Linked DNA regions of Homo sapiens: region 1 is linked to region 2. A link is a loop called in an ENCODE intact Hi-C map of the cell type or tissue named here. Cell type or tissue: heart left ventricle. All regions are shown on one strand.

Region 1 (2,500 bases), 150 kb before region 2:
TAACTGAACTTGGTTATTGCTGCACCTAATAACCTTCTACTAAGAAAACTAGGATACGGGAGAAAGAACACTGGCCTGGGAGATAAGACTCCTGAGTTCTACTATGAGCAACTCTACCCACAAAGCCAGTGACCCGGTCAAGTCACCCACCTGCTAAGGCCCAGTCTCTTCCCCTAGCAACTGAGGCAGCAAGAGAGAATCCCTGCAGACTGTTCCTGCATTACTACCAGTCTCCAGGGCAGATCTAAGGGGGGAATCAGCAGACACTTAAATGAGAGAACAGAGATGCTGACGGACGTTTAGAGGCGGTCGAAATCTGGAGCACGGAAAGGAGGAGGAAGGGCTGTTAGGGGTTAGTGGGGAGTGGAGACGACGTCTGCAGCTGAGGCTGGTGATACCCTCCACGCCCCCGTAAGCCTCGTCCTCCCAGATATTCCCGTGCAGCGCCTCAAGGCCAAACACACGCCTCTCCTGCAAGCGATCGGACCCTCCCCCGCCTCATACTCTAAGGTCCCGAACATACGGTGACTTCACCCAGGCCTTTCTCGCTCCGGGCCCGAAAACCCAAAGACTTACCCTCCTGGGGCTCCCCAGAGGCCGGGGCGGGGCTGCTGTCGCTGGCGCGCGTCTGCTCGCGAGGTCCCCTCTTGTCCACCTCACCAAGGCTGTTCTGCTCCTGAGGGGCCCGGGCCGGGCCTACGGGGCAAATCCAGGAGGGTGTCCTTCCCGGGGCCCAGATCCGCCTCCCTGGGACTCACCGTACAGCGGCGGCCTGGGCCAGGCCCCCAGGACACACACGGGCCAGGCCCGGTTCCCGCCGCCCCTTCGCCTCCGCCTCCGCTGCCACCTTCGCCACCTCCCGCCCGGTTCCCCTGGCCGCAGGGCCGCCGGCTCAGGGGCTCACGCTCGGGGGTCCCCGCTCAAGCCTCCACCCGGCCCGTGCGAACCCTGGCCCACATAGCTCCGCGCCCGCCTAGGTGCTGGCCTAGGCGCTCAGCGTCCAGCCCCGCAGGCTCAGCGATTCTCGTCCACTGGGGGCCAAAGCCTGGGAACTAGAGCAAGCGGTGACCTGAGGACACACAGGAAGCGATGGCAGTGCGGCGGCAGCGCGCATGTGCGAACACGCACCCAGGGAGAGGCGCACACGCGCAGGAGTTCACCGGAAGTCCGCCTCCCAGGGCCCACCGTTGGTCCCAGGACAAGGGCCGGACTCTATTTCCCATGAGCCTACCAGCGCCCCCCAACTTTAGGGGCCATTTCAAATGTCTCTACCCCGTCTAAAGGTTAAGAAGCCCCAGGCTATATGAGCTTCGGCAGCCCTGATCCCCGGACTGAACTTCGCATTTGTCTTTATTCCCTTTTAGGGTCAAGTCCAGGGCTGCAGTGACTGGGTCCTGGAGCCCAAGGCCTCCAGGTTAGAACCGAGTTTCCCATAACGAGAAGGAAAGGAAAGGGTGTATCGTGGTCACTGCGCTGAAATGCTAAGAGAAGTTTCACTCAAATACTAGGACAGGATAAATGCCCAGCGATGCTTTCCAAGGAAGAGAAAGAAAATAGAATTTGTGGCCGGGCGCGGTGGCTCACGCCTGTAATCCCAGGACTTTGGGAGGCCGAGGAGGGCAGCTCGCGAGGTCAAGAGATAGAGACCATCCTCGCCAACATGGTGAAACCCCGTCTCTACTAAAAATACGAAAATTAGCTGGGCGTGGTGGCGCGTGCCTGTAATCCCAGCTACTCCGGAGGCTGAGGCAAGAGAATCGCTTGAACCCGGGAGGCGGAGGTTCCAGTGAGCCGAGCTCGCGCCCCTGCACTCCAGCCTGGCGACGGAGCGAGACTCTGTAGCTTTTCTAGATCACACAGCAAATGCCTAAAAACTGTAGAGAAATCAGGAAATACACAAATCGAACAAAGAAAAGATACCTGTGATTTCACCTTCCCCAGGAGGATTATGTTTAGGGTTAGGTTATGTTGACCAAAAAGACTCAAAGTTTGTAAAGAGTTTTATTCTGGGCCTCCTATTTGAGTGACCATGGCTGGTGACACAGCCTCAGGGGGTCCTGAGAACGTGAGCCCAAAGTGGTTGGGTTACAGCTTGGTTTTATACATCTTAGGGAGACAGCAGTTACAGGCAAAGACATAAATCAATACATGGGATGTACACATTGGGTCAGCCTGGAAAGGCTTTCAGGTCACTAGCAGATTCAAAGATTGGCAGTTGATTCAGAGTTAAGTGTTGGCTGAACAGTTGGAAGATGACGTAAAGAAATGGGCCATTGCGGTGGCTCTTGCCTGTAATCCCAGCATTTTGGGAGGGTGACCTGGGAGGATCCCTTGAGGCCAGGAGTTCAAGGACAGCCTGGGCAACACAGCAAGACCCCCATCTCTACAAAAAAAAAAAAAAAAATTATCCAGGTGTGGTGGTGCATGCCTGTAGTCTCAGCTACTTAGGAGGCTGAGATGGGAGGATCGCTTGAGCCTGGGAAGTTGAGGCTACAGTGAG
Region 2 (2,500 bases):
ATGTCTGATCTCCAAACACTGGCCTTAAAGCTCTTCTCTTTTCCTGTCTCTTTGCTACCTACGTCAGCTTCTTGATGCGTTTTCTTTTCCTTTTTATGAAACTCCTTACCAACAGGATGCCTTCTCCTGTGTACATTGTATCCAAGGTCTTCATAAATTTATGGACCCAGAATTGAAAAACCAAGGCTCATACCTATAATTCCAGCACTTCAGGAGGCCGAGGTGGGAGGATCGCTTGAGCCCAGGAGTTTGGGAACAGTCTGGGCAACATATGGAGACCTTGTCTCTACAAAAAATTTAAAAATTAGCCGGGTGTGCTGGCATGCACATGTGGTCCCAGCTACTTAGGAAGCTGAGGTGGGAGGATTGTTTGAGCCCAGGAGGTCAAGGCTGCAGTGCGTTAGGATCACACCACTGCATTCCAGCCTGGACCACAAAACAAGACCCTGGTTCAGAAAAAAAAAAAAAAAAAGATTAATCTCTCAGCACTTGGTCAGTTCCTGAAACCTAGGCATGTTTGATTTTTTGCCTCTTTAAAACATCCAAGCGCAAACCTTGACACCTGCATTTTATAAATAGCATAAGAGAAAACAGACTACTTAAGCTTAAAACCAAAAATTCAAGTGTGATCAAAAGGATTGCCTTGCTTGTGATGCATGGAGCAAAGAATTCCTCTTTGGAGTGTTGCTAAACGCTCCTGTCAGCTCCTGAAACTGGACCTGCAGTATCAGTTTTTTACCTGCTGTGAGATCAGTTGACAGGATCAACCAGCTTTACACCACGATCTCTTGTCCCCAAGGGAATGATGGATGCTATACTTTGGAAATGGGATACAGGACTTCGTAGCTACGCTTGCAAAAGGCATATCACACATGATGCTTGTTTACAATCAGTGATTTATTGACCATGAGGAATTTTGCCATGGAGAAATTAAGAAGAAGGAAAGGAACATAAAAGTATTTTTGAACCATGCATAGTGGCTTATACCGGTAATCCCAACACTTTGGGAGGCTGAGGAGGGCTGATCCCTTGAGACCAGGAGTTTAAGACAAGGCTGAGCAACCTAGTGAGACCTCACCGCTACAAAAAAGTTTTCAATTAGTTAGGTGTGGTGGTGTACACCTGTAGTCTCAGCTACTTGGGGAGGCTGAGGCAGGATGAGGCAGGAAGATTGCTTGAGTCCAGGAATTTGAGACTGCAGTGAACCATGACTGTGCCACTGTATTTCAGCTTGGGCAATAGAGCAAGACCCTGTCTCAAAAAAAAAAAAAAAGAAAAGAAAAGAAAAAAAAAAGGACTGGATCTGTGTTGGCTTACTGTTATATCAGTAGCAACTATTTTAGCACCTAGCTCATAGTAGATGCCCAATAAAAATGTATCAACTGAATGAATGAAAGAAAATGATAACTTATATCAGAAGGAAATCTACATCCTTGATATCACTCAAAAAAAATTCCTGTGGCCAGTAGGTGGGGCCACAGTTGTCACTATTAGCTGGCTTGGAGCATACATTATGGGTGCCCAGTTTACACCCAAATTTCCACTTTGCCTTTGCTACTGTAATTGCTGCCCCGTGCCTTTTTTTTTTTTTTTCTTTTTTTTGAGACAGTCTCGCTCTGTTGCCCAGGCTGGAGTGCAGTGGCGGGATCTCAGCTCACTGCAACCTCTGCCTCCTGGGTTCAAGTGATTCTCCTGCCTCAGCCTCCCGAGTATCTGAGACTGCAGGCATGCGCCACCACACTCAGCTAATTTTTGTATTTTTAGTAAAGACAGGGTTTCGTCGTGTTGGCCAGACTAGCCTTGAACACCTGACCTCAGGTGATCCACCTGCCTCAGCCTCACAAAGTGCTGGGATTACAGGTGTGAGCCACCACGCCCAGCCCTCAAAGTAGATTAAACAACAAAAGAGACATCTTGGTCCCTGCCATTGGAATGTCCAGAAATGATGCTGGCTTCAGGAATGACTTGAACCCGCAGCCCAATGGCATGATCAAGAATCAATGTTCTTTTTATCCCTCACTCTGACTGGAAGATCAGCTTCATCTGAAGACCAGCTTTCCTCCTGATGATGGGATGGCCACCAGCCATAGCTGGGGCTTCATGCATCCACACCCACATCCAGTGAAGGGAGAGTGGGGAGGTCTCCCTCCAGGCCCAAGTAGGAGTACTGACATTCAGTGTGATTAAGCTGGCTTGGGTCATAGACTCACCCCTGAACCATGATGCCACCAGGAAAATGGAATGTGGCCTTTGTCTTGGGTAAAACAAGGCCTCCTGCTGAAGCTACAGAGGATCAGTTTCCCCCAAAGCACATGAGTTGCTCAGGTGAGGGGCTGGATTCTGGAAGGATGTGTGGGCCCTACTGGGAAGGTACATGGATGCTGGCCAGGTAGGCAATCAATCAGTGGACATCTAATAAGTGATATCTGGAATGATGCAAGGAATGTGTCAAAAATGTCTCTTCAAATTAAGATTCTACCCAGGGCCGGGCATGGTGGCT

The links. A loop is a pair of places that touch in the nucleus more often than their neighbours do. Peaks named below come from ENCODE experiments on the same cell type or tissue, not always from the same donor. Only the 100,000 strongest peaks of a DNase experiment are listed, where the experiment ranks them.
Region 1: it touches region 2 in a loop (4-fold over the local background); 3 of 110 quality-filtered maps call a loop at or near these places.

What each region holds. Positions count from the first base shown.
Region 1 is chr7:6,728,378-6,730,877 of GRCh38, reverse strand. No RefSeq gene overlaps it. Among named protein-coding and RNA genes, the nearest start is that of ZNF12, 23 kb to the right of the region's middle. RefSeq lists silencers at 298-347, 758-867 and enhancers at 1,018-1,227, 1,279-2,254. In heart left ventricle, no CTCF peak of the experiment used is centred here; DNase peaks (open chromatin) are centred at 677 and 1,117; H3K4me3 peaks cover 1,968 bases; H3K27ac peaks cover 1,148 bases.
Region 2 is chr7:6,573,665-6,576,164 of GRCh38, reverse strand. No RefSeq gene overlaps it. Among named protein-coding and RNA genes, the nearest start is that of ZDHHC4, 2.5 kb to the left of the region's middle. In heart left ventricle, a CTCF peak has its summit at 1,487 (motif pointing right); no DNase peak of the experiment used is centred here.